Regions from separate parts of the Mus musculus genome. Here region 1 is linked to region 2. A link is a loop called in an ENCODE intact Hi-C map of the cell type or tissue named here. Cell type or tissue: left cerebral cortex. All regions are shown on one strand. Each heading gives the region's core, and the rest is flanking DNA. Links, peaks and the distances in the headings are about the cores only. Region 1 overlaps Pygb (brain glycogen phosphorylase). Region 2 holds the start of Abhd12 (abhydrolase domain containing 12).

Region 1 (14,797 bases), core at 3,601-8,600, 73 kb before region 2:
AGTCCAGATGATACAACACGTTATACTTCAGGGTCCATCTTTTCAAGTGGCGTTTCTGCAAAACTACAAGATGTTTTAATCTTCAGCATCACTGTGGGATATCATACATCACACAGGAAAAGGATTCTTCCACGCCAATAAATACTGTGGGACCGCTACCCACTTTGTCTTACTGAAGTTTAAATGTTTTTCTCTTGAGTTGGGGCTTCTCATTATGTCACCCAAACTGGCTCCAAAGTCATCTTCCCGCCTCAGCCCTGGAGTGGCTGGGACTACAAGCAAGAGTCACAGTGTCCAGCTAAAGTTACATTCACTCTTGCAGTGCTTGGGATAAAACCCAGGGCTTGTCACAAGCTTTCTACCACACACTTGGCCCTATAAGTATTTCTAATAGTTTGAATCAAGACTTCGAAGAAAGTCCTCAAGTTGAGATTGATGTCTTAGTTTTTCTTAAACCTGTGAGTTTTCCTTATGTCTTCTTTAATTTTCAGTATATTTGTTAAAGAAGTTGGCTTTTTCTTGAGGCTAGCCTTTTCTGAACATACCTGTCTTAGGGTTTTACTGCTGTGAACAGACACCATGACCTAGCCAACTCTTATAACAAACAACATTTAATTGGGGCTGGCTCACAGGTTCGGAGGGTCAGTCCGTTATCATCCAGGTGAGGGGAGCATGGCAGTGTCCAGGTAGGCATAGTGCAGGCAAGGCTGAGAGTTTTCCATCTTCATCCAAAGGAAACCAAGGAACAGCCTCTGGCAGCTAGGAGGAGGTTCTTAAAGCCCACATCCACAGTGACACACTTCCTCAAACAAGGCTACCACACCTGATAGCGCCACTCCCCGGGCCAAGCATGTTCAAACCACTACAGTATCCCTCCGGTACATTTTAGTATATCTCTTCATTTTCTGTAGTTTCTGTAAGTTAGTAGTTCCAGAAGTCTTCATTTCTTTTATCTTGTAGTTTCTTTTTTTCTTTTCTTTTGTTTTTGTTTTTGTTTTTTTAAGACACGGTCTCACTATGTAACCCTTGCTGTCCTGGATGGAACTCACTATGTAAACCAAGCTGGCTTCAAACTCACAGAGACCTACCTGCCTTTGCCTTCTGAGTGCTGAGGTTAAAGGTGCGCACCACTACATCTTGTAGTTTCTAAAACACTGACTAGAATAAAAAAAAAAAATCAAATTCAAGGCTAGTAAGTCGCACAAGTGAGGTGACATTTGGAGTCAGTAGAAGTTAAGACAGACAAAGCTAGGTCCTTCTATTTCCCCAACACTAACAGGGACACTGCCGGTGTGACCTCCATGGTCTGCAGTCTACTGGCCAGCCTGGCACACGTCTCCATGGCTCACAGGTCCCTGTCTCACATGCCTAGGAGGCAGAAGTGTCACTGAGTGCTCCCTGGACCCTTTTTGGAACCTGAACTTGGTGTTGATGTTAAGTTCCCCTAACTCTCACTTTCCTCTTTCTAGGCAGCTCCTGGTTACCACATGGCTAAGATGATCATCAAGCTGGTCACATCCATTGGAGATGTTGTCAATCATGATCCAGTTGTGGGCGACAGGCTCAGAGTGATCTTCCTGGAGAACTACCGTGTGTCTTTAGCTGAGAAAGGTAACCCTAGACTCCCTGACTGGGTTCTGCTTGGGGCTGGGAACAGACAGGGTTGGCAGTGCTGATCAGGCCTGCCTGTTCTCCACTTAAGTCACCAGCCAGGGGAACACTGTGTGTCATGAGTATGTCCAAGAGCCTTTGCACATGATAGGCAGAGCCAGCGTCATTCTTGGCATCTGGACCTCCTTGTGCCTGCCTGGATTTCACTGTCGCTCCTCCTACCCTCAGCTCTGCCTGCTGCCCTTGGGGCTCTCACTACAGCATAGTGTGACTCCCCTGATGTCCCTGAACCTTCCTTGAACCTTGTCCTCACCCTGTCTCTCTTCCCTCCCTCCTGCCCCCTCTCTCCCTCTTCCTTCGAGGTGTGCTGCTTGTGCCAGCACTGCTGTCATCCTTTTCTGGGGACCTCAAAGCCTTAGCTAAGCTGGTCCAGAGGAGTCTTGAAAATTCAGGTGGCTCCTTTGTGGTCAGTCTCCTTGCTTATTTGGCAGTGAGCTCACTGGCTTCCTATCCTAAGATCATCCTCCTTGGAGACAGGCTATCTCAAGGGGGAAAGGGAATGTGGAATGGGTGGGTGAAGCAGGCCTTAGGCTGAGCTGCCATCCTGTGTTTCTCTGTCCCTACCTCCCGGCAGTGATCCCAGCGGCTGACCTGTCCCAGCAGATCTCCACTGCGGGCACTGAAGCCTCGGGCACAGGCAACATGAAGTTCATGCTCAATGGAGCGCTCACCATCGGCACCATGGATGGTGCCAACGTGGAGATGGCCGAGGAGGCCGGGGAGGAGAACCTCTTCATCTTTGGTATGCGGGTGGAAGATGTCGAGGCCCTGGACCAGAAAGGGTATGTGTTGGATATGTGACAGCTTTGGGGAGGGGGCTGTAAAAGGTGACATGGGTCAGGGACTCAGTACTCATTGAGTCCATTCATAAGTACAAAACATGAGGTTCCCAAGGAGTCTGGCTGCTCCTGCATGTCCCCGACCGAGACAAGCACTCCTCCCGTCAACTGAGGCCCTGGTTACCAGCCTCTTCCTACAGGGACTTTACCGTAACTCAGGGCCAGACAAGACACAGTCCATAGACCTCGCCATTTTGAAATAGAATGCAGAAAATCTCAAACAGTACAGAGAGCTTCTGTCTCCCACTCGTCCAGCTTCCCACTGTTTACATCTTACTGCGGGTATACAGTCTCCCAGTGACACACTGTTGTTAAAGTCCATGCTGTATTGCCCTTTCCTGCCTTTGGTGGCCGAGGTCGTTGTGCATCCCCATTTCTGATCTGAAAGCAGCTGCTTTTCCTGACCCTGACACTGATGAGGGAACCTAGCCTGTGAATTTAAAGACAGTGCAATTTTAATTGCTTTCCAGAACTCCTGGAGGTGTGAATGTGTTTGTTCAGTGAGACCTTAGGTAGCAGTGAGATCAAACTGTCCTTGTCACCCCAAGAGCTCATGTATTTGTGTAGGGTGTCTCAGTTTCTCTCTCAGCTTTGTGTCCTGGGGCCTGAATGTCCCTCATTCCTCTCAGATTTCTTGGTAAGTCACAGCTAGCTTTATGCCAACCTGTCTGGCTTTAGTCCTTCATTCTAGGGTCCCACTAGGACCCTCTCAGGCATCATGTCTCTCAGAGTGTACTCCTTTGGTTTTTTTGTTTTTCAGAGCTCTGGCCAGGATTTTATGGTGGTGGACTTTGAATTCTCTAGCAGAAAGATGAAGGGAGCCTTTTGTGTAATACAGATACGGTGATAACCTTTCTCTGAATAGTAAAGGAAGCAGGGATTGACTTTTATCTAAGCAGCTACATCTCAAGGGCCTAGAAGCCACATGGATCAGTAGCTGATACCCTTGGCCACCAGGAGGAGTTGCCACAGAATAGAGGCATAACCTCTATTCAAGCATAACCTGTTCCCACAGCCTGTCTTTGAGGCTGCTTGTCTGGGGTTTCCTGTGCTAAGTGACCTCATCTCTCCTAGGTACAATGCCAGAGAATTCTATGAGCGCCTGCCTGAGCTGAGGCAGGCTGTGGATCAGATCAGCAGTGGCTTCTTTTCTCCCAAAGATCCAGACTGCTTCAAGGACGTGGTTAACATGCTGATGTACCACGACAGGTAGGAGACAACCTCTATTACTTTGGCTTTCCAAGTTGGCCACTAGTCCCCACTACTGAGACAGCTGAACTCTCCTGGTGGGCTGAAAACTCCATGTTATGAGGGTCAGATCTGGTTTTATAATCTTCTCTCCGCCTCAGTCCAGGAGACCTTACCACAGCCAGACTCACAGCCACATCTGCAGTGGCTTCTAGTGATACCTCGGGGACCTTGGACCACCCAGCCCCCAGTCCTCATAGGTGTGAACAAGGCGGAGCTCTGTCCCCTGGGCTGTTGCAGACCAGCAGAGGGTGCTCAGGAGTGCACCCTCTATGTGATGGCAGGGAGGTTATCTATGATAAGTGTTAGTCTCAGGGACATTCCCTGGTAAAAATGGAGTCAGTTTGTCTCATTGCAAACTTACAATGTAGTCAGTGTTTGAGGTATATCGTTAAACATGGCATGGTTATACCCAACCTAGTTAGATGGCAGGTCTACAAAGACACTGGTGCCTCGGGGTAGTGTTTACCCTGCTGGTAAAAGTTGAATCTGGTGTTAACCTCTCCACTTTGGATTGCTCTGGTGAACCTGTCTTTAAGGTTCTTTAAAGCCAGTGCTGCCCACTGGCTTCAGACTAGATGCACAGCACAGAGTGGGACCCTGTTGGAGGCTACGATGAGGGACTTTTAAATAGTGAGTCATGCCTCTGCCTAGATAATAAAATAAAATGCACCGTGGGCTTGCCGTTTGGGTTGTGCACTTCTAACACCTATTTTGGAAATGACAATTTCCTTAAAAGAAATTGGTGAAACCAGACTTTCTAAAAAGCACCTCCAGAACCTAAGGACTCTCAGAGAAGCCTGTGGACTTAGTACAGCCTGGTACCCACAGGCAGAATAGTCTCCACTTTGGCCCCCAACAGAGCTGGGAGGATATGAACGGCATTAGTTTGGGCCAATCAACTGGCTGGGAAATTGTCCTCTGGGAAATACCAGAGGACAGGCATTCTAGGCTGGGCTCCTTACCCACTGCACATCCTGCCCTGACCCAGCCTCCTACTCCTGTTTCAGATTCAAGGTATTTGCAGACTATGAAGCCTACATCCAATGCCAGGCCCAGGTGGACCGTCTATACCGGGTAAGGCTTGTGGGCCTAGATGTGTTTGGCTAGGTCTGTGTGGATCTGTTTGGGGGTTAGACCACTTCTCAACCCATGGTTGAGACCAGAGGGGTGGGCTGCTCTGATATCAGTCTGTCCAGCCTGTTTCTAGGTCAGCTCTCCGGGCATTAGGTGTCATGAGGAAAACCTTTTCTGATAGTCAAAACTAGAATAAGGAACCTGAAAATATCACCCACGGGTCTGGCCCACGAGAATCAAGATCTTCCTAGAAGGCTCCTTCCATTGACGTCTGGAGCCTCCAGTCCGGGGACAGTTTTGAAGTTCTAGAGCAAGCTGTAATGAAGCTGAAGTCTTACAAGGGAGTGCTTAGTCATTTTTGGACACTGGGTCTGCCTGTGGCAGTTGCTCACCAGTTTGTGCTCTTGGCTTAATGTTGCGAGCCATGCCTTAGGAGCCTCTAGAAGACAAAACAGTAATCCTGTCTTAAGCAACCGGTCCCTTAATCCAGTGTGTCTCTTCTGGCCAAGTGAGGGCTTTTCTGTGAGCACATGGCTGCAGTCTCTTCTACCACAGGCTGCCCCAAGGCTCAGAGTTTATCTGTTAATGTCATCATGCTCTGAAGGCTTGGGCTCCTAGGATCCCTTAGCTCTGCCAAATGCTAATCAGTCTGTTTTTCCCTTCACAGAATTCCAAGGAGTGGACTAAAAAGGTGATCAGGAATATAGCCTGCTCTGGCAAGTTCTCCAGTGACCGGACCATCACTGAATACGCCCGGGAGATCTGGGGTGTGGAGCCCTCTGACCTGCAGATCCCACCCCCCAACCTCCCCAAGGACTAATTAATTATCCCACACAGTGAGAGCAGTGGCTTGCTTAGCTGACTGTGCCCACGCCAGTCTTCAGGCACTGCAAGCAGCCGCTGGTCCCTGCTATCCGAAGTGCCATGCTTCCAGGAAGGACCATGGGAATGGTTTTGAGGACCTGGATGAGGAAGAAGGCGTGGCATCCTCCTGGCTTCTTACAGAAGAACTGTTGCAGAGTTCACAGCACAGATGGGCAGAGATGGTCCCCACAGCTTCAGCCCATCATCATCCCCAGAGGCCGAGCAGGGAGGGAGTGGAGCTGAGCCCCTGAAATCCTGCACGTAGCTGAGTGAGCTTAAGCCTTTAGTTTGGGGTGTGAATAGGGATCTGTGGTAGCCAGTGTTCCTATGTTCTGCTAGTACCTGGGTCACCAGCCATAGGGTACAGCCAGCCCCAGTGTGTGGTCTTGTTGGCCTGCTGGGTAGAACCTTTGCTTCAGGCTTCATGCTCACAGCTTCCTGTCCTTTGCCCTTGACTGTACTGAGTATGTGGGTGGTTGACCCATATAGGCCATGCCTCTAGCCATCTGTGGAACCCTGTGGGTGTCAAGTAGAACCCAGAACCCCTGGAGAGGAGCACTGAAGAGAGAGAGACCTTTATCCCGTAACTGAGACCTTGGTTGAGGACTGGCAATTTTATAGAGGGTTGGTTTAGTTCTTTGCTTTTTCAACAGGAAATAACACTTCAGGAGGAACTGAAACTAGCTAAGCCTTCCTTTTTAGCAAGTAAACCTTGAACTTGGTCAGTGTGGATATTTCTGCTAGGCTGACGACTAAGCTGCTGGCCCTGCAGAGGGTCCAGTGTACACTCCACTCTGCTACAGCAGCATGGTGAGGACCCACCACAGGAGCTGTGCTCCTCAGAGGGCAGAATCTACATTAAGTGCCGCCCAAAGGAGAGTGCGTTGTCATAGAAACCACATAAAACTATCCTTCCAGAGGCTTCACCACCTTGCACTGCTCTATCTGGTTGGGGGTGGGCAGGAGAACCCCTCGCTTTCCCCACCATGGGAGCATTTGCTGGGAAGTGTCTTTTCAGGACTTAAATCACCGGAGCCACTGTGGTAGCTTGTGGGGGTGGGTGGGCAGGTTCTAGGGCTGGTCATCTGCTGCCCTGTGCATGAGGTCCCCTGAAGCCGCAATACATGACCACCCTTCTACTACTTGCTATTACCTCCTTGTATGAGAAATGGATTAAACTTCTATGCCTATGGTTGGTCACTGTGGTATCTGCATTTCCACCATGACATACAGTTTCAGGTAACTCCCTCGAGAGGCTAGAGGATATAAGCCTGGATAGTCACCCTGTGGAATAGGCTGCAGTTGTCCCTTTGTAGCCAGGCGCAAGTTGCTGGCACAGACCAGTTTATACAAGGACCCTGATGGTGGGTACCACGGGCTGGGTTCAGTAAAGCTAAATCCCTGGCCTAGAGTGAGGCAGGGAAGGCCTGTTTCCCGTGTCGTGAGGATCACTTAGGGAGCCGGCGCTATGATACTTTGCTGTGGGTGAGCATGAGTTCCAGACATGGGTCCTTTAACTAGCCCACGGCTGCTCCTCATGTCAGGTCTTGCTACGCCTTGTGCTCTAACTTCTCAGCCCTGCTTAGTCTGCAGGTGGACAGCTTTAGGTCAGGCTGCTTTGACAAAAGGCCAAACACACTTGGACCAAGACACTGGTGAAATGAGTCTGGCCGGTTCCCAGGTCCTGGTTATACGGCTCATATCCTCTGGAAGATCAGTGCTTCTGTGTTGGCCATGCCAATGTTCCTGCGTAGCGTGGTCATGTGGGCTCTTTGTCTAGGCCTGCCTTTTAGGAGTAGGTGCCTCCGTTCAGAGCAGAACCCAGTGCCTGAAGAGTTGGGGGCAGATCTTTGACTTCTGTGGGGATTGTGTCTGGGGCAGGGGTCAGGAACAGAGCTGTGAGGGGTAGCAAAGGAAGAAACTCTGATTCCTGCTTTGTAGAGAAAACAATAAATAGACCACCACCGAGATTTTATTCTTAAATAAATGCTCAGTCTACGGCCAGGTTAGGTGACAGACAGGTGGGCAGAATGGAAGAAGTGCAGATCCAGGTGCCCCTTACTGTGGGTAATCAGATGCCAGGAGAGGCAGGGACAGCTGAGGAAGGCAAGCAGGTAAATGAGCTGTAGGAGACAAACTGAACCACTTGGAGTCTGTTCTGTAAACGCTAGGAAGGGCAGAAAGAACCATTTTCCTGAATCTTAAGCAATGGTGCCAGAGAGCCTGGAGTGGTCCTGAGCTCCTGAGCCCTTCCCAGGCTCCCTATGCCCAGCATATGGGGTCCACCTGCTGTCTATAAGCCTTCCCAAAAAGAGCTCAGATACAGTGGTCACCAGAGGGCTGGGGGGGCCACCTGCCTGCCACCGGGCTTTCCTCACAGGTCCATCAGGAGCCTCTGCCCGCTGTGTCTGAGTCCTCTTTCTAGGTGTGCACTGGGCTCCTGAGCACCACAGGTGGTGGCACTCTGGGCTTCGGGGTGCCAGGCTGCTGTCCAGGGGAGAAGGAAGGAAGGTGGGTCTTCATGCTCCTTCATGGGCCAGTCTCAGTGCTGGCGTTCCGGTTCCGACTTCCCTAGGAATTCCCTAGACCAGAGAAGGGTAAGCCTAAGTGAAACTGTGTTTGGACCTAAGAGCACACTCCCACAGTCCTCAAGTGGCTGCCTTAGGTGGTAGAGGCAGCAAAGAATCTAGGGCTCCGGGCCACCTGACAAGAAGGCCCTCGGAGTGAGGCAGGAAGAACACTGCAGCTCCCAGGTCAAATCCCAGGCAAGGCTGGGAATGGGGAGGGGAAAGATGTCAATTCTAAACAGAACTTATTCAGCTCCCTGCCCCAAATAGCAGCCTTTACTGTAATGTAGCTTTGCTTCTGGAATTTCTAAGGATCTAGGGTCTGGACTACACAGGATATTGCTCTTTGGGAGATAATTTAAGCAACCAGTTTTAGTCACAGGTTGGGAATAACTGGCCCTTAGCCCACTTCTCAAGCCTACCAGCATGAACAGCGGACTCCTTTCAGCAGCAACAGTGCTCAACAAGTAGCCCAGTGCTCTGGGTTCATGTGCTGCACAGCAGCCCCAGTATGGTGGGCAGGGAGGGTTGGACTGCTGAGTGGTGGCGAGTGGAGCCTGGGTCATCTGACAAGGAGCTAGGTGATGCTATGGGGAAATCTATGTAGGAGCATGGAGGATGGCCACATGGGAGGCCAGTCAGAAACTGATCCTTGCTACTCCACACTCATACTTTGGTTCTGGGCTGCAGCCTACATCTTGTCCAAGAGTGACTAGTGTGTAGTAGCCAGAAACAGGGCCTCCCTTTAGGAAGCTGTATCCTGTACTCCTGTACATATGAAGCCTTCCATGTACTGGGAGTGGTGCATGTGCACTCAAAGGCCCCCAGGATGCTTGCACACTCTGCACACACATGGCAGCCTGAGTAAGGATGGTACATGTGCACACTGTTAGGTACTCCCCTATTCGTGTGCTCATGTGCGTTTGTGCGATGTGTACCGGAAGACCATATGCCCCATCTGATCATATTATCCAGAAGAAAGGAGAACAAACGTTGTAACGTCTACATGGTGTTGGTGGAAGGCCCTTGAATCACTGACCCTGCAGCACACTTCTGAGCGGCTCAAATGGCTTCAGTGACTGTCACTTGCTGCACAGCTAGGTGTGAGGCTAGCTGTCCAGAGAGGCTCAAGGGTTAGAAGAGAATGTCTCACCTCAGTATCCTTGGAAGCTCTGGGCTCTTGTAGATGTATTTATGTCTGTAGCCAAGGTCTGAGTGAAAGGGGATAAACTGGACTTTGAAGTCTCGGAAACTCCGAGATGGTGCAGCAATGTTGTATAGCTGGTGAGAGGGAGAGAGGAATCAGCCTAGAGCCCAACGGAGAACCGCCTATGACCTCTCCCCTTCAATAAAGACTGGTGCTTCCTCCAGAGAACAGCCCAAGTGCCCATAGACACTGCTTCTGTCATTACAGCCTACACAGCCAGGTCCAAGAAGCCAGAGTCTGGGAATGCTAGGCATTGCCACGTCCATAAAGTCCACCATTTATGACCCCTTTTCTGCTCTTCTACTTCCACAGTGCCCTTCCTCTGAAAACAGCTAAGGGGTAGCTCAGTTCCATGCACCAGGGGTGCGCTGCTGGGCAGTTCACACTCTCTTGGATGGCTTCATCTTTGTGTAACGTATAAAGCCTGCCCAAAGCGAGTCGTGTGCCAAGTCTGTTGATGAGGCATGCCAAGCACTTCTCTAGGCACTCCTGTGCCCAGTATGGTATTCTTTACACGCCACGCCCCCTCACCCCCCATCTAAGCCAGCTTTCCAGCAGCAAAGTCAATGCAGATTTAGTAGCAGCAAGTGCTAGGTCCCTCCCTGCAGTTTATCCACGAAGGCAAGAATATAGCCTAGATGTCTTTACATGAGTTCTGCCAACTGAGCCACAAGTGGTCCCCTCAATCCTCCCATGTCAGCCTGGGTTCTAATGCTTGTTTGTCATAGTTTCTGGTGGATAGAACAGCAGTCTGCTCTTGACCCTGACAGTAGACCTCATAGGTCGTCAAGCACCTGGAAAAGATGCAGACTATTGTGATGGGAGCCCACTTCACAACACAGCGGGCAGAGCCTGCTTCCCTACCTTGCGTGCCCAACCTGATCTACACTGAGGGCGAATGGCAACTACTGTACCAGGGGCAGCATCACACAACACCCACCTTTCTACCGAGATGAAAGGGCACAACTGGATCATCCTCGGCATGCAAGATGAGCAGAGGACAGGAGATGTGCTTCATACTGCAGGAGAAAGGGGCTGTTAGGTGGAGACCAAAGAGGGGTTGCCTGTACCCATCACCCTGGGCAGAGATTTGGGTTTATGGTGTGTTCTTCCTTGGTGCTTAATAGCCTGAATGTAGCTACGTTTCTTTTTACTATAGAACTAAGAAATAACTTCTTAGGTTTTGTTCTGTTTTGTTTGAAATAATTATGTATTTCAGCTAAGTGTTAAGATGTCAATCTAGAGGTCATTTCACTCCCCAACATCTGATCCCTGCGTATTTTATGAAAATGGAAAACCATTAACTTTGCCAGTAGCTACATTAATAGTAACAACAACAACAACACACAATCTTTACAAATAAGGGTATTTAAATGCTCTAAGAATCTTACTGCAAATGGGTATTACTAAGAACCTGTTGGTTAAAAGAATCCGTGCTCCACTTAATCTTGTGTAATTGTCATTTAAGTCATTCTAGCTTTGAGTCCTTAATGGCAAATGTCACAATAGGTCCAACAGAGCCAGAGTTCTTCAGCAAGCCACAGCGTCCTGTAGAGCAGCTACCAGGACTGGACAGGGCGACTGGGGTAGCCACTTGAGCTGTTTCAATCTTGACCTCTAATAGAGCTGTGCACTTCCCTGAAGTTAGCACAGTGCCATCCCGACAGAGAGAGCGTGCGACCCCAAACATAATGTCCTACTAGCTGGCACCCAGCACACATAGGACTCATGTTGGTGCATTTCTTGTGTATATACCCACACACATGTACATGTAGGTAAAGGCCAGAGGATGATCTCAGACATTATCTCCAGGTGCCTGCCTACCTTTTGTTTTGAAACTGGATCTCTTACTGACCTCAGGCAATCAGAAACCTGTTTCTGCCTTCTTAGCACTTGAATTACAAGCATTATCTTCATGCCTGGCTTTTTCTTTACATGAGTTCTGGAGCTAAAACTCAGGTCTTCATGCTCACAAGAAAAGCACCCAGTGGTGAGGCATCTGATAAGCTGTTTCCTTTAACCTAAGCCTCTTGGAGAAAGCGGCAAATCCTTGGTACAGAAACTGTCCACGTGAGCGCAGGAGGGTCCCATTTACCCACGAAGCTGTTATGCAGGCTCAAGCAGGTTCCACTGGTGCTCGGTCCGCAGCTACTCATATCCACCTATCTCTGTGGGAGAGCTGGAGCCAAAGGCTTCCTGGGGCCAATACTCACTTTTTTTAAAAGCAAATTTGCTTTACTCAGATAACTGTCTTGTAAGATCTACAATGGTAATACTTAAGCAAGGGGTTTTGTTTGTAATGGTTACTTAAATTTTAATATGGTACATTTTTATTTTTAGAAGCAAAAATACATACCTGAAGGAAAACTGCTTATGTTTTCACATCTATTTCAATGTGGTCACTATTAAATTTAAATACTGCTTTAATGTCTATTTAGAAGCCCTGGGTTCTAGACTGGAAAAATATATGGACGAAAATATGTTATTAATTTTTTACAATTCTTTACTTCTATACCAAAAGAAAAGTGTTCCCTTTTAATGACTGTTTTCATTATCTACTTGTTCAGTAGATACAGCGCTCGCTGCACAATCCTGACAATATAATGTGACTTCTGGAGCCTATGTAGCAGGCATCTGTAATCCCAGCACCCCTGCGGTTAAGACAGGAAACAGAGGCAGGAGGATGGCCCAGAAGCTGTGGGTCAGCATGCCTAGAATAAATATGCAGCACGGCAGAAACAGCGAGAGAGAGCGCGAGAGCCTGCCTGACGAGGTGGGAGGAGAAACCCGGGATGCTGGGATGCTGACTCCCGGGTTGCACACAGTGGCAGAGACAGACCTGCCCTGCCATCTAAATGCTCTTTCTTTTTTCTAATACTAAGCTCAACTTGACTTTCCCTTTCAAAAGACACGGGGGACCAGCCGTGGGTCTTCTGAAGCCCACTCTGTCGGGCTAATACCGCGCTGAGTCATGGGGTGGGGCCCTGTGTCTTTCTATTCACTCCACCACAATACTCACTTTTCGTCATTTGCAAATTTAATTCCACTGCTTGTAATGGGGTCGAGGAAGAACCAGTCAAAGCCAGGGAAGTATCGGTATATCTGAACAAGACAGAAAGCGTTTTCAGAAGGGCTAAGATAGCTGTGCAGAAGGAAAAGGCTGAGAGTTATGGCAGTTTAGGTTCAAGGAATTAGGAGACGTGCAGTTTCCATTTCCAGCTTTGTCCTGGCTTTGCGACTGGGAAGAGAAGACTCATCCGGCCCCGTAGATCAGATGGGGCTTCCACAGCTCACGTGCAACCACAAACCAGACTCTCCACAGACAGAAAGACAGATGCCCACCAAGGAAATGGGACTCAAAGGCTGTTTCCTCACAAACTGTCGGGGAGAGGCAGCACCAGTGACATGAGAAAATAAAGGGGTGTTCTGGCATGGGGGGAGCATGAAACCTACTCCAGGTCACACACTGGTCAGGAGCTGAAGTGGGAAGTAGCAGGGCGGGGTGGGGAAAAGGATGGATTCCACCCCATGAGGGAGAGGTGGGGACGGACCGGCCCTAGAGCAAGGTTACCTGGATTTTACTCTGAGACAATCCTGGGATGTCCAGTGCACTGAGCCTGGGTTCTAATAATCCTCTAGTACCCATAGTGTAGGCTCCACCCCAAGGAGGGAGCTAGTCTGTAGCCTTCCACAGCACCAAGTGGGCAGAGATGCTGTGAGATCAGGTGTGCAGTGAAGCCAAATAGGACTGGGTATGCAATGTGGCCACAGGGGCAAAGCCTCCTACAATGCCAGTGCCCTGGGCTGAAAGCTACTTCCCCCTTCTTTGGCAGCTCTATGGGCAGGCCAGTGCCGAGAACTATGAGTCTTTAGTAAATGTTAAGTCATTCCTTTTATGATGACTAGTTTCATTATCTACTTGCTCTTATTTTCATAATTATCATTTTAATAATGAAAATACATTTTATTTTCATATACTTGCCACTGAAAATGGATGACTCTTTGCTTCTTCACGAATATTTGTGAATGGAGACTCCAATATAAGGGCATCTGGTGGCGTCTCTAGATAGACAAAGAGAATAGACAGTGGGTAAGAAGTGACAGAGCCAGTGAAGCTAGGGGCTGGGGTGTGGAGACAGGACAGAGAGACCAGGTACCCACTTTTGCAGGAGCTTCCCACCACTATCAGCCCCAGCCCCCAAGGGGCTCCAGATGACTTTAAAGGATCCTACTGGGAGGGCAGGTCGGGGCAAACTCTGAGAACACCTGGGGCCCCACCCTTGACGGTCAGCTCATGCTATCACTGTGCAGCTTGTCAGTTAGACCTTGCTTGCCAAGCAAGAATGCATAGCAGGGATCGGATCACTAACAACATGGTCCCCAGCCACACGGTGCCTGGCTCTCTCACCTCGCTCACAGAGGCGCCGTACCAGATTTGTTGCCACTCTGGAAAGAAAAAACAGTTCAGCTGAATTCTGAAGAAAATCCTTTTAAGTGAAGCTGTGCGGATCCTGGAAAATGCTCAGAGACTCTGACCCGAGAAGCTAACTGAGAGCTTCAGGGTGAGCGGGAGGAACAAGGTGAACCATAAGTTGACCTTTCTTAAAAGGTGACAGCAGCCACCCTCCTGTCCTCAGACATGTGATCTCTCCCACAGGTTGCCCTGTTCCCTCCTTTCACCTGGTACACTGGCTGGTTGGTACAGTTACTGCTGAGAGACAGGAGGACAGTAGCACTTGTCATCTACCAGGGTCAGGGACCTCCTGCTGTCTTAGAATAACACCTGGCAGATGCTGTGCAGACAACCAAAGAGAAAGCTAGCATCCTTCCACTGGGGTACCCTCCCTCCTCCCAGCAGGGCTGCAGGATGATAGCCACATGAGGAAAGGGGCTAAGTAAGGGCTGAGCCAGTATGCTCGCAGAGGAAGGTATCAGAAGACAAGGACCAAGGCTCTTTTTAGGACTTCACTCTGCAGAATCCAGGTACATCTTTTTTCTTGGTCTTCCCTGCTAAGCTGAACATGCCAAAGTGACAAAGCTGGTTCCAAACATCTCTCCCTGGTGCTCCTGGACTCAGTGGTTGGTAAACACACCTAAGTCACAGCTGACACTGTCTAGGTACTCTGTCTGCACTCTGAAAATGCTTTGAGAGCAGAGCTCCCTGGAACCCTGGCTGCCATCTCCATGCCCATATTGGTTCTAAGGCACTTCTGAACTTCAGTCTCTCCTTAGTCTCTCATGTGCTTCACTCCCTTACCCTACACAGGGGCAGGAACCAGGACTGAGGACTGGAAGATGCTACAGGCTCAGAGACACTGGGCTGC
Region 2 (14,797 bases), core at 6,093-11,092:
CATGAACAAAGCATTAGGGATGATTCTGATGAGGGCTCAGAAAAAAAGAGCTTCAGCAAAGAAAAGAATTCACCATTTTTGCTTAAGTGTTTGTGAGGTTTCAGACAGTATTCAGTTTCCTTTCTCCTGCTGTCTTTACACATTCTAGCCAAAAGCAACTTAGGAAGGATAGGGGGCTTTTGTTTGGTTTGGTTTGGTTTGAGTCAGGTTGTTGCTGTGCAATAGTCCTGGCTGTCCTGGATGTGATCTGCAGACCATGCTGGCCTCAACTCACAGAGATCTGCCTGCCTCTATCTACCGAATGCTGGGATTAAAGGCATGCACCACCATGCCTAGCTTGGGAGGTCAGAGTTTATCTGTCACCGAGAAAAGTCAAGGCAGGAATTCAAGCAGGAATTTGAATAAGAAATCACGGAGAGCTTGCTGGCTCGCACGTAGCTTCTATTTAACTAGCTTTCTTAAATAGCAGAAGAGGACCTGCCCAGGGAAAGGGACCACCTACAGCAGACGGGGGCCTCTACATCAATTAGCACTCAAGCCAATTCCACACAGCTATGCCCACGGGTCATCTCATCTGGGCAAGCCTCATTTAAGAGTCCCTTCTCCAATGACTCTGTTTAACCGTCAACACAAATTAACAGTCAAAGGTAACTAGGGCAGACAGAAACGAGGAATGACAATGGAAATAGAATAAAGGCCATCCTTTGTGAGATCTCAAAATGTGGAACTATATTAGAAATCAGAGTAAAAGGTCATGCTTGTGAGATCTCAGGCAAAAATGAGGAACTATATTTGAAATAAGAGCAAAGGTTACCCTTGTTTATAGTGTTCTAAAGACTTTAGCTTAATTGTGTCCATGCTCTGAGCACTACAACAAGCAGAATGCAAGGCTGTCAACAGTTGAGGAGGCTAGACGTCATGAGGCAGAGCCACCACACAAATACCACTAAGGCAATGCTTACTAAAGCTACAAGGGTGGGGACACCTGCAAGATCCCAGAACTGTAGAGCTACCAGTGAGACTCCAACTGTGGGAGAACTGAGACAAAAGACTCCAACTCACGACCGCTGGTAAGCCCAGTGAAGCTACGGGAAGCAGGCACGCTGGAGACATAAAAATTCAAGCACACATGAACACATTGTTACTGTCCTACAGTGCCCAGGATGTGGGTGGGATACAGTATTAAAGAACACCATTCTTTACCTTTTAGATAAATGTTATTTTCTCCGATGAGCTTTGGACTTAGTAGGGCCCAGCTACTTCTTTCTTCTTGCCTACCTCACCCTTTGCAACGCCTGCCCCACCATTTTATTTTAAACGTTAAGGCTCACAGCAGGCCTCAGGATGAACTGTGCTTTCAATGTCACTAATATCTGATTCAGATAAGACTCTGAACTTAGGACATTTGAGTTGATGCTATAATGTGACTTCTTTCAGATCTGTGAGACTATTATAATGAAATGCTATAGTTTGAATTCTTCCAAAATATACAATGACAAAAAAAAATGGTTTGGCCAAAACCACACATGATCCTTCTTTTTTTTCCTTAGTATCCCCAGAAGTATACACCACCATACCCAGCACATGTTGAAACTTACTGATGAATGGGATTGTACTGAGAGGGTGAAATGGTTAATGGGTTGATAAGACTGAATTAGGGCTTGCTACACAGTCAAATATTCTCCTGTACTTGCTCCGTCTTCTCTAGACTACTCTTTCTCCATGTGATAACTTCTACCGTGCTAAGCTGTAGCACCAAGGCCCTCCTCAAATGCAGCCCTTTGATACTGGGCTTACAGCACTCCAGAACTGCAAATAAAAAAAACTAGCCAGGCAGTGGTGGCACACACCTTTGATCCCAGCGCACAGGAGGCATAGGCAGGCAGATCTCTGTGAGTTCGAGGCTAGCCTGGTATACAGAGCAAGTTCTAGGATAGTCAGGGCTACACAGAGAAATCCTGTCTCAAAAAAAAAAAAAAAAACCCACAAAAAAACAAAACCTCACTTCTCCAGTCTGTGGAACTGTTACAGCAGCAGCATGTCAACTAAGAGAGTTCCCTTCTCAGCACACAGTAGTTGGCTCTATTCTTCCAGTTACTCAGAAAAGACTCTCCCCCCACCCCATACTCTTCCATTCAAGCAATCAGAAAATCCTGATAATGCCTTCTTGAATTCCACATTTTTCTTTCCATCTCCAACTCAAGTTTGACAATGTCTTTCTTGCCTGATGACAAGATCTCTCTCTCTCTCTCTCTCTCTCTCTCTCTCGTTTCTCTGTGTAGCCCTAGATGTTCTGCTGGTCACTATGTAGATCAGGTTAGCCTCAAACTCATGGAGATCTGCCTGCCTCTGCCTCTGCCTCCCAAGAGCAGGGTTTAAAGGTGTTTGTTACCACCACCCAGCCAAAACTGGTCTCTTACTGGCTCTATGGCTCTCCTGAGTAAGCAGAGCACCCAACATTATTTCTCTCCCTTTGTCTCGTGTCTCTCCATAGGAAGGTACAGTTCGTGCAGGTAAACTGCAGCCTTAAAGTGTTATCACACCTAACAGCTATTCAAACTGTTAAAAGAATGGCTCAGGCCTGTTAGGATGGCTCACAGGGTAAGGGCACTGCCCAAGCTTTGCAACCTGAGCTCAATCCCATATGGTAGGAGAAAGCTGACACCTAAAAAACTGCCCTCTGACCTTATGTGTATCACACACACACACACACACACACACACACACACACAGAGAGAGAGAGAGAGAGAGAGAGAGAGAGAGCGAGAGAGCACGCTGCGGGAAAGGAGCAAGGTAAAAATGGCTTAGAAAAGTGTTGGATGACCCACCAGTATAGTTAGAAATGCTCGAATGTCAACATATACAGGGCTGACCAGATGGCTCACAGGTAAAGATGCTGGCAAAGCTTGAGGACCCGAGTTTGACCTCTGGGACCCATATAGTGAAAGAAGAGAACTGATTCTGACAAGCTATTTTTTGACGTCCACATCATATGTGAGTGCTGCTCCCACCACCCAAAATAAAAACCACAAATAAATATATGTAATAAAAAAAAATATACGCTCACCAAGCAGGATATACTAGAAGCACAAGTATGAAGTGCTGCATTGTAATCTGGGGGCAGCAGTGGGAGGAGTAATATATTCATGACACAAGCTAACAGCTTTCTCAGTTCCTTTAGCTTATGACATTAGTAATAACAACAGGGATGGTTGTACCAGAAGATGCTCACCAAGTGCCAGGAATTTTCCACACACCTGGGCCTCACGACAATCCAACTGGGAGGCATTCTTATCCGCACATTACAGATGAAAAGCAGACTCAGAGGTTAAGCAGTTCATGCCAAGCCACAGATTCTGAAAAGGCTCACTAGAGACTCAGATCACTACGCAGCATCCCATAAAATATGGAATTTAGTACAAGGGAAACTAGACCCAAAGGGCAGGTCATCTAGATAAAGGCCATTTTAGTCTAGCACTCTGGCTATTATCTTCCCTATGTTGGCTGGTCCCTCTGTCCACAAGATAGAACAGGACAAGTGATTTGCTGTGCTGACAGATCCCCTGGCAAAGCACAAAGCCACTGAACCCTTAAGTTTCATGGTACCAACTGTGGACAAACAGCACCGACCTGAAGCTTGTCATAGTTGTGTCATTAAACAGTCTTCCTGCATCTTTTATTTGAAATACAAGTATTCTCTTGAGAGCAGGAATCTCGAACAGGATTCCACCTTTATTAGCACAGACCTGATAAACTAACTATCTTCCATGACTTTTTTTAATATTAAAAATATTACTTTGTTTGCGTGTGCTTTGTAGCTTTCTCACCTTCTGCCTATATATGGGTTTCAGGAATCAAACTCAGGTCGCCAGACTTGTGCAACAAGCATCTTTCCCCATTGACCCACTTGCTGCTATCCTACCCCGTTGTAGCCACAGCTTTTCCATCCAACCTCTTTGTTCCCATAAATAACAACTCTGAGACTTAATTATGAATAAATCCTTAGGCCATAAGCTTTGAATCACTCCCTGACTAGGCCATACTTTATATAACCTGTTTATTCTATTCTCTGTGTGCTACATGACTGGTTACCTCTCCTTATGACAGTTTCATGCATCTGTCTCCTCAGAGTTTGGGGCAAATCTCCCTGCTCTTGACCCTTTCCAGAATCCTAGCTCGCTCTCTCTCTCTCTCTCTCTCTCTCTTTCTCTCTCTCTCTGCCAGACGTCCCACCTACTGTTTACTGTATCAGCTAATAGGTCATCAGCTTTTTATTGACAGGTGACGCTTCCACACAGTACACAAGAGATTCTGTCTATATCCAGGCATTTTAAAGTATTGAAAAGTCCATGATTCTTTCTTTAAGGCGGCCTTCCTGAACAGGTCAAGAAGTCTGTCTCAGTCCCCCAAGGCGCCTCCCACAGTGTAGACCTGTCTGCCCGAGTCACCACAGAAAGCGTCTCCCACAGTGTAGACCTGTCTGCCAGAGTCACCACAGAAAGCGTCTCCCACAGTGTAGACCTGTCTGCCCGAGTCACCACAGAAAGCGTCTCCCACAGTGTAGACCTGTCTGCCAGAGTCACCACAGAAAGCGTCTCCCACAGTGTAGACCTGTCTGCCCGAGTCACCACAGAAAGCGTCTCCCACAGTGTAGACCTGTCTGCCAGAGTCACCACAGAAAGCGTCTCCCACAGTGTAGACCTGTCTGCCAGAGTCACCACAGAAAGCGTCTCCCACAGTGTAGACCTGTCTGCCAGAGTCACCACAGAAAGCGTCTCCCACAGTGTAGACCTGTCTGCCAGAGTCACCACAGAAAGCGTCTCCCACAGTGTAGACCTGTCTGCCAGAGTCACCACAGAAAGCTGACTTGGGAAGGAATAGTGATTGTGGGCTAAAAGGAACTTTGTCAACAGAAATATAGAAAATACAGCCCTAATAAAATCTGGAGTCAGGCTATAGAGCAACATGACAAGGTAAGGAACAATGGGAAAAGGCTGACCCAGCGGGAGCCCAGATGAAGTACAACAGCCAACCTGCTGCAATGTAATCGCTGGCTCCAAGTCTGTTATTTCAGGTGTGGTAGTAAAAAGGAGATAAAGAGAGGCCAGCTGTGAACTTCCTCTCATTTTAATCTGTAGGTTAAGGATGATGATGAGACACACACGCAGGGATGCATGGCATGTAAGCTGCAGGCGATACCTTGGAAAGGCTAAAGTCGAAGGGCATGGACCCTGACCTCAGCCTCCTGTCTTTCTGATAAAGTCAGCAGCATCTTGGATGGTTGCCCTTCTCTGGATCAAGGAAAAATGGGAGGTGCTGACTGTGTTCCTTGGTATTTACATGAAGAGTCATAAGACTACGAAACCTCCCATGCAGCTCATTGTATCTGTCCATCCCTAGATTTGGTCGAAAGTCTGGGAGAAGAAAGGCCATCCCTGTAGGTTGAATACGTGTCTTCTCAGGGTCCAAGTTAGAACATGTGTACCTTCTATGCACTGTCAAGAATTCCAAGGTTACAAGAAGAAAAAGAAACTCCTACAAAATCCTTCATCTGCCCATCTCTGCTCATCAGACAAAGCAAATTATTATCATTCCTCTTCCCAGGGCATAGGGTTCCTATATTAATTATATCAAATATTTACCTTCAAAAAAAAATCACCCTTTGGCCCACCCAGAACTTAAAACAAACAAAATGGGGGCTTTTGGTCTCAAATTTTTTTCCATCTGAATTAGCTACAGTGGGATTTTTTGGTTTTGTTTTTAAGTTGATTAGACCATATTTAAAAAAAACAAAACAAAACAAAAAAAAAACCACCCCACACAAATGGCACTTAAAAATCCAGCTACCATTAAAAAAAAAAAACAAAACAACAAAAAAAAAAAAAACACCAGCAACAAACTCCTTAGCAAAAGAACTAGCATTACATTTAATGGCAAAAACCAAAAACAAACAAACAAACAAACCATCAAAAACACTATCAGTAAAAGCATGAAAGTGCCCAGTATCAGACATAGCACTTAACTGTAATAAAGTCATGAACTAGTCAAGGTACCCGGTATCACCCACAGTTCTTGGCTGTCAGTAAAGTCATGGACTAGTCAAAGATGTCCAGAATCATGGATAGTACTTGGCTTTCTGTCAGGATATACCATGCATCAGGAAAGAGACGGAAACAAGTGACATAAAAATTTGAAGACAAGGGACAAAATTCTTATTACTTACAGTTGTCATCACAGAAGACTTAGAAGACCAAAGAGAATGGACTGTAAAAACCATGAGAAATAATGTTACTAGTTATGAGCTAAAACAATAAGAATACATGCTATGATAAAGAATCCTATTTTCAACAACAACAACAAAAGAAATAATTAGGATAAAAATGCATAGGAGAGAGGCCAGCAAGATGACTTATCCAGTAAAGGGGTGTTGGAGAACTGAGTTCAACAGCAGAACCTACATAAAAGTAGAAGGGAAAACAAATTTCCTGAAATTGTCCTCTGACCTTTACATTACACAAGTAATTCCACACACAAATCATACATACACAAAATCATAAATAAATAAAAAGAGTGTATAGAATTTTTCTAAAGGAAGTACATAGGGAACAAAGAAAAAGAAAAACAGAATTTTAAGATAAAGTAATCAGTAAGGCATTTCTGAGATTTTAGGAAATGGCTGTGCAGACTGGATGTTATACATAGCTGATATATGATACCCCACTATTACATTGTTTCAAATCACTTCTTTTCATTCAAGTAATTCTAAAGTACTTATAAATAAAATCTGCTCAAAAATAGTCTAGTTCCCACCCTGAGGGGAAAAAATGGCGAGAAGAGGAATGATTCTAGATGCTAAACAGTGACAGCTTAAAAGTGTGTGACAGATAGAGGGCCATCAGAAGATTTTATCCACTTGCATGTCGCTACAAGTATCCAAAAAGAAGAGTTAAAAGAAATAAGCAAGGTCCAAATGTCTTAGGAGCAGGCAACCTACACTGACAGAGGTCACGATCAGTACTAATTCTTCAGTGCGGACTTTGGCTTTACCTGCTAGTTATCAACACACCCTCCGGCCAGCAACTCCACTTCTAGGAATTTATTCCGTAGATACTCACTTACTCAACGGGCTTTTTAAATTTTATTTGTTTGCTTGTTTGTTTGTTTGCTATCTCTTGGCATGCCCTGGGAATGCAGAGGTGGAGAGAGCAACCTACTCTCATTGCATTTCCATTCTTGTTGGGGAGGAGACAGGTAAAACAACTCAACAAGTATTCATGCGTTACAAAGTCAGGTAAGTAAGACGGTAAACAGGGCTGCGCTGGGCTGGCCTGAGTGAAGCGCCAGAAAGCCTGGCCAAGGCAACAGGGGAAAACAACTATGGAGTAATGGTCCGGTCCGATCTGGCCTTCCTTCATTATGCTTTATTCCCCCAAAGCCTCTGTTCATTCAGAGGATGTGGGCACCATCTGAATGATTCTCTTTGTACTACAATATCAATCAGGTCCTTTTAATGCAAGGAAGGTGTCAGAGCAGTATTCCTGCTGGCCTCCCAAACATGGCTGTACATAGCAATTTGATTTTTTTTCAACGAAAGAATTTCTAAGTTATCTAAGCTATATGCAAAGCATATGAATAAAAGTGCAATCGAATTATCAAGGGATTTTAAAGAAGGTAAACTTTTCTTAAGACAAAGTAAAGAGTACATAAGTCTTTCAAAAGATTGATCACCTGCTAGTTCATTTTTAATTACATGCTATCCATTTATTTTGTGTGCATGTATGTGAGGTGGTCTGCATGGAGGTCAAAAGCCAACTTATGGGAGACAGTTCTCTCCTTTCACCATTAAGTCACAAGAAGGATAGATCTCAGGTCATTAGGCCTGATGGCAGGAGCCTTCCCCAGATCAGCAATCTCACCCACGCTCTGGTAGTAAATTTTACCTACAAACAGCCAGTTCTGGTCTTTCTGCAAGATGGAGAATCACTGACTTAAAGATCTCGGTAGTTGAAGTTCATGATCTTTTAAGCACAGAGCTTCAAGCTCTGATTTTCTTTCTTGGGTAAATGTTTAACATATACAACAAACGATCAATTGATGCAAAAAGAAATGACTGCTACAACTCCTGACTTAGGAACATTGCAAACTAATATTTCTGGTCATACACTATCAAGGCTTCAAAACTGCCAACAGAGATAATAGTCTACAAACTATCAAATTAAGAAACCAGATAGAGGGAAAGAAACCTATTCCTATATAAAACAGGCTACTCAATTTTGAGATCAGCTTTACATAACTGCCTCTTCTCCATCCTAAAAGAAGGATGCAAGTCTAACTCACCGACCAATCCCAGAAGATTCCAGGACCTTACAGAGTAATTTTCAATGACCAATTCCTGTGCAGATTTCAAGTGCTTTGTAACTAACTACCTGCATAGACAACCACCAGTTCTCTCCAACAGCTGAGAATGGATGCATCCATCCATCCTTTCCTTTGGATTCTGAAAACGGCTTAACCCTTGAAAGGGGGTCGGTGAATGCAGCTCTGACCTGCGATTAGCTAGCGAAGGGAAGGACCAGACAGGAGAGTTGCTACTGAGCTCCATATACGGTCAAGGCAAAGCAGGTGAACTGGCTAAGAGCACTTGCAGGGTCTTTGGTCTTGCCGTTCACCCTGCGTGGTCCTCTTCTTAAGGGCAGCCTTTCAAACTCCTCGGGAGACTCTTTCCAGAGCCAGTCAGGAATACTGGGCCCCTGATTACTATGGACTCAACCACTAAGTATCTCTGCAGGCTAACCTGATAAGGATGCCAGCCAGGGTGCTGGGTGGGTTAGTGAGCAGCTCGTGGAGGGGGTGGGAGGGTGAGATGGGGGTTGAAGGAGAGCTCCAGAGGCAGATGTTTGGAGGAAAGAATGGGGTTGGACGGTCCCTGCGGGCCAGACGAGGGGAGGTAGTCTTTAGAAGGGTCGAAGAGGACGCCGGGAGGATGGAACCGTGTGATGCTCCCGCAGCAGATCTCTGAAGGTGGGAGCCTGGGACTACCTGCCCTCCAGGTGAGGGGCCCGCGCGTGTCTGCACCGCATCTCACCTGCCCAGCGCCCGCTTCATGCCCGCGTCGGATGCGCTGTGCGGCTCTGCCGTCCCCTTGCCCGCCAGACGCAGGTTCTGCTTCAAGCTGCAGTCGGCGTCCAGCGCCGCGGCGGCCGAGCCGGAGGAGGACGAGCCTGAGGCGGCGCAGCGCTCATGCTCCAAGGTGACGGGCTCGGTCCGCTTCCTCATCCCGCGGCCCTGTCGGCAGCAGCTCTCGGCGCCCTGGTTTCGCCCGCCCGCCTGCGCCGACCTCGCTGCAGTCGCCGCCGCTCACAGCCGTCACCACCCGGAGCCGGGAGCCCACTGCGGGTCACATCCCAGCCCCAGGCCGCGGCGCCCGCTATGGACCAGCGCCGGAGGCCGGTCGGCCACCGCGGCCAATCAGCGCACGAGTCCAGGAAGCCCCGCCCCAGACACGCCCCCGGCAGCTCCGCTTCACAAGCAGCGCGCCCAGCATCCCCAGCGCCAGCCACAGCCATCTTGGAGAAGGGCGGAATAAGCTGAAACTGCGGGTCATTTTCAGGGCAGGGCTAGTCTGAAGGGTCTTAGTGCGTTTACGAAACGGATTAGGGCCAGTTTGGATTCTCCTGCTGGGTTGCTTTAGGTGCAACTCAGGTGCCCTCTGCCTACGAACTGAGGCAGGCCCTATCTAAGATCTAAGTGGTCCGAATGGGGAGGGTGCTAGGGAGTCCTTGAGGGCACTAGCTCCGTTTGCTGGGCAAAATAGGCTCTCTCTACTCCCTCTTTAGGGCATTTGGCGCCCCTAAAAAGCTAGAGCCCCAGATGTTCTCTAGATTTGATATACTCAACAAAAAAGCTTTACAGAGAGAGAGAGACTCCAGTAGCTAATGTATTGTTTAAACAAGTTTATATTTACTTTTTTTTTTTTTTTTTTGTCTTTTCGAGTCAGGGTTTCTCTGTGTAGCCCTGGCTGTCCTGGAACTTACTTTGTAGACCAGGCTGGCCTCGAACTGAGAAATCCGCCTGCCTCTGCCTCCCATATATTCACTTTTTCTTTCGCTGAATGTAAGAAAATGAACTGCCTGCGTATGCTTTGAAGTCTTCTATTAAAGTTTGGATCTTCATAAGAACGATTAGGACTGGTAAGAAGGCAAGGAAATCCGTTTCAAAGAGGAATTTGCACTCTGACATCCAAATTTAATAATTCAATCCACCTGAAAAAAAATGAAAGGACACGTTGTAGCTTTTAATAGTTTTTGTTTTGTTTGATATAGCATGCATTTTACTAATGAGTTACTTTTGTAATTTCAACATGCATGTAATCAGTTTGAAAAATATTGGCAACTGATAAAGATTTAATAGGAACTTAGAAATGTAATGGATTATGTTGTTGCCTTTGTAATGATAGTTACAACTTGCAATTCAAGAATTTCTTTACCATTTTTGCTATATTATAACCTATGTTCATACTGTATGAATATCTACAGTCTTTAAAACATCAACAAAATAGTACTATAGATTTGAATATTCAAAAAGGAAATTAAATGCTTAAAGATAGTTTTGACCTATCAGTCATAAAATCTTTATAGAAAAACAAAAGAACAAATAGCCCTGGTAGGACATGCCTGAAGTTATTACAGAAGCTGACATCAGGAGGGTTGCAGATTGGAGGCCAACCCAGGCAATTTAGCGGCTTCTGTCTCAAAATAACACAAATAAAAAGAGCTGAATATAGCTCAGTGATAGCATTTCCTCAGTATACCTGAGGATTGGGGTTCCATTATACAGAGGAGGGGGGGGGGAGGAGGAAGAAGAGGAGGAGGGGAAGAACTGGAGGGAGGAGACAGAGAGGGTGTAGAGCTAGATTTTGTCAATATGATCCTTATCTCTTGGTCTCCTAATGTTTAAATATGCTTCCACACTGGGTACGCTCCCATTGTATCTCTGGGTCATACCCTTTCTAGATCTAAGGCTCTTTATCAAATGTTCTACTTCTTGTTGACGTCTAATAGGCACTCAACCCTCCTAGCTCATCCCCTTTCCCTCCCAAGAAATGAATGGGAACTCCATCCTTGGCTTTCTTGGAGTCAAGACTCTGGTTTCATCCTTGATTTTTCCTTTTTTTTTTCTTTTTTTATGACACCACACCCGTCATCAAGTTTTACATCAGCCCTGTATCAAAAATCCAGCCTCTAACCAGTTCCTATCTCCTCCACCAATCCCCACCTTGGACCAAACAAACAGCCATCATTCCTCACTTGGATTTCCTTAAAGGTCTAAGAGGCCTCTTGCCTTCACTTTTGTTTTGCTTCCTTCTGTCTAACATCTGCCACAGAACTGAATCTGTCACTAAAAACCCTTTGGTTGGTTCCCACCTCTCTCAAAACTGGAAGCTTGTATCCAAAAGGCTCTACAATAGCCTACCTGACAGAGCTCCAGCCCCACTTCTCAGGATCAAACTTCTCCCAGGATCACTGCCTCTCTCATGGTCCTTCACAAAGCTACACAGCCCCTCCCCAAGACCTTTACACTTTGATTCTTGTTGAAAAACCCTGCCTTCCTAAAGCCTACTATCTACAGAGTTACACCCCTGCCCTATGAGAGTTATGTTTGCCGAACACTTACTCAGAACTCTCAGACCTTCTCATTTTTGCTGCGTTCACCTTTCTGGGTTTATCCTGGCTAGTGCGTAGCACCAAAATACTTGACATTGATACATCTTTATCTGTATTGATGTTTTCCACACTGCAAGATAGACTCCAAGAAAGGACCTTGTTTACTGCATTATCTTCAGTATCCGGACCAATGCTTGGCTCATAGTACACACTTCATAAATATTTGCTGAAGGAAAGATAGAATCATCAAGGCTGCGCATGGGTATTCTACTGTTCCCATTTTAAAAGTAAAGAAGTCTAAAGGTCAATAAAAGACTCACCTCCTAGCTGAAATTGAAACTAGACATGGATGAAACTACTGGTTTGTGAATCATAATCCTATAGCAGTATTTTGAGAGTTTAATAGACACTATAGTACCTAAGTATCCCTAATTGACATAAAAAGAAAATCCCTATTTATTTAGCTATCTACCTACTTACCTATCTGTTGCTTTCTGAGACAGGGTCTCATACTCTAGCCCAGGTTGGCCTGGAACTCTCTGGAATACTCTTGCTTCAGCACCTGGAGTGATAGCATTACAGACATGAGGCACAACAAACACCTCAACAAGTGGTTTCTTTTTAAAGTGGGGGCATTGTCCTGTTTGCAGCCTTAACAGATCACGCCACACTCCAAGCAGCCTCCCTTCCTCCAGGAACAGCTACAGGAATATGACAGACCAGTGCTTTGACTCTGAAGTCACAAAATCTTGCCTTCCCCAGCTGACCCAGAAATAGAGGCAAACTGACTTTAAGCAGCTAGCATGTAGCATGAGGTACTTTCCATGCCTACTACCTTGTGGCTTTGGACCACCTCCTCCCTCTGCAACTTTTTTTCTAGGATCTCTGCTTAGTTTGGTGGAACCGAAGTACCCCTCTTCAGAGCCCTACCATACTGTATGTGAATTGATAAGTAGCAAAGCTCTCACTTGAAGAACAGTTTGTCTCAGGACCTCTCTCTGAAACACCTCTCTCAACATTGTCCAGTTACTCTAACAGTCTTGTTAGCTACATTTGCAAAAGAACAAGACAAAAATCTATTATTGTTTTATAGACGTTAACACTTTTTTCAAAAATCAGCTAAATAGTAAGGCAATGTGGCACACACCTTTCATTCCAGCACCCAGGAGACAGAGGCAGGTGGATTTCTATGACTCTGAGGTCAGCCTGGTCAACACAGTAAGACCCAATTTCAAAGGGGGTGGGTGTGGGTGTGAATGAAACAAGTAGGTTTTATGGTATGGTTTTATCTTGGGTTGTGAAGGTTAGAGAATTTTTGTCTACTTGACACAAACGTAATTATATCTGGGAAGAGGGAATCTTGAGGAACTGCCTTCATCAGAATCGCTTGGCCACTCTGTAGGAGTATTCTTAATTAATAATTGACTTGGGACAGCCCAGACCACTAAGGGGAGTGTCACCCCAAGGCCTGGGAAGCCATGGGAAGCCAGTAAGCAGCCTTCTTCCAGGATCTCTGAGTTCCTGCCCTGAATACCCTTTATGGCATGGAACTACAACTGCAAGCTGAAATTAGCCCTTTCCTTTTTAGTTTATCTTTGGTCATGGTGTCTTATCACAGAAACAGAAGGCAAATCAAGAGTATTTTTACTGTTTTTTGTTTGTTTGTTTTTAAGATGGGCTCCTTTAGAACTCCTGAACTGAATTGAAGTAATCTTTCTCTGTCACAAAAGTTCTGGGATTGCAGGCATTCCACCATCAGTTCAGAACCAATTTTAAAACTGCTGTTATCTGCGACATTTTCCAGTTTGTGAATATTTTTAACTGTTTTAAAATCAAAAAGTGCCAGAGCAGAAAGTGCGAAGCATAGAGATCCCATTCTAGTCAGTTTATGAGCCATGTGACCTGCAGAGAGTTAACTGTTTTCGTTTACCAGTTCTGCATACTAGTAATCTCTTAAGGAAAGTTGTGAGAATTAACTGAAATATATGTCATAGTTCCTACCATACTAAAAGTACCCAATAAAAGACGGTTTCTCAGGCTGGGGAGATGGCTCAGCCGGTAAGAGCACTGACTGCTCTTTCAAAGGTCCTGAGTTCAAATCCCAGCAACCACATGGTGGCTCACAACCATCTGTAATGAGATCGGACGCCCTCTTCTGGTGTGTCTGAAGTCAGCTACAGTATACTTACATATAATAATAAATAAATTACAAAAAAAAGACACCCCTCCAATCCCCAAGTCCCTGTTTAAAAAAAAAAAAAAAGGTTTCTCTTTAATGTTAAACAACCGGCACTGCAAAACTCAAACACTGCATCATAACCAGTACTTTCTCGACTTTTCTTCAACCTAAAGGTGCCTCTTGCAATCTAAAGATAATAAATTCAAATGGAAAAAATAAAAAGGAGGAGAAGAATGTGCACTTTACTTTGCTGGACAATCGAAAACAGCCCTTTGTTTCAGCCCACAATCTTAGACGCAATTTACTTTCTGGCTTTGCCAGGGAGGAAACCATTCTCTTTAACCCCAATTTTCCTGAAGCTCAGTGAGGTTGCTCAATAAAATTAAATGTCCCTTCTCGGCCACCGTAGCTCAGTTCTCTCCCACCCACCATCCCCACCCCGCACCAGTGCACTTCTATTGGTTGAGCCTATTTGGCGCCAAAGCGAGGAGCTGGTTGCTGGTGTTGTGCGACTCTGAACAATAGAAGTGCCGCGGCCTGGGAACTAGCGACCGTTTGGGGTGACTTGGCAGTTGACGGGACCACGGGACCCGGGCGCGTCCGTCATGTTCTGCGAAAAAGCTATGGAGCTTGTCCGCGAGTTACACCGCGCGCCGGAAGGGCAGCTGCCGGCCTTTAATGTGAGGAGCGGCGGCCGGGAAGGGGCGTGTCGAGGGCCAGGCCTGGGGGCCTAGGGCGGGGCCTCATGCCTTGGGGCGGAGCCTATGCCTGCTGTTGCTTGCTGGAGGTTTTTTTTTTTTTGTTGGTTGCTGGGCTAACTTTATCTCTTTGCTAGATTCCGAGATCGGAAACAAGTTTGAAACGGGGCCAAATCGTAGGAAGAAAAAGACTCATACTTAGGTTACCTGTTGATTTGGTGACTTGCCCCATCTGAGCGTTTCTTGTTTTCGTTTTT

What was found. Hi-C counts contacts between places; a loop is a spot of excess contacts. Peaks named below come from ENCODE experiments on the same cell type or tissue, not always from the same donor. Only the 100,000 strongest peaks of a DNase experiment are listed, where the experiment ranks them.
Region 1: it touches region 2 in a loop (2.7-fold over the local background); 10 of 42 quality-filtered maps call a loop at or near these places.

What each region holds. Positions count from the first base shown.
Region 1 is chr2:150,824,860-150,839,656 of GRCm38, forward strand. It overlaps Pygb (brain glycogen phosphorylase), which reads left to right. Exons shown (of 20, transcript NM_153781.1): 16 at 1,470-1,611; 17 at 2,246-2,453; 18 at 3,585-3,719; 19 at 4,769-4,835; 20 at 5,503-6,889. The coding sequence ends at 5,655. It overlaps Abhd12 (abhydrolase domain containing 12), which reads right to left. Exons shown (of 13, transcript NM_024465.3): 8 at 13,882-13,919; 9 at 13,456-13,535; 10 at 12,493-12,575; 11 at 10,414-10,492; 12 at 9,420-9,547; 13 at 7,656-8,281. The coding sequence ends at 8,242. Among named protein-coding and RNA genes, the nearest start is that of Pygb, 45 kb to the left of the region's middle. In left cerebral cortex, for the core only: a CTCF peak has its summit at 4,012 (motif pointing right); DNase peaks (open chromatin) are centred at 5,705 and 6,344; H3K27ac peaks cover 1,518 bases.
Region 2 is chr2:150,895,272-150,910,068 of GRCm38, forward strand. It overlaps Abhd12 (abhydrolase domain containing 12), which reads right to left and starts at 9,460. Exons shown (of 13, transcript NM_024465.3): 1 at 9,086-9,460. The coding sequence starts at 9,276. It overlaps Gins1 (GINS complex subunit 1 (Psf1 homolog)), which reads left to right and starts at 14,323. Exons shown (of 7, transcript NM_027014.1): 1 at 14,323-14,522. The coding sequence starts at 14,448. In left cerebral cortex, for the core only: no CTCF peak of the experiment used is centred there; DNase peaks (open chromatin) are centred at 8,499 and 9,500; H3K4me3 peaks cover 3,433 bases; H3K27ac peaks cover 1,707 bases.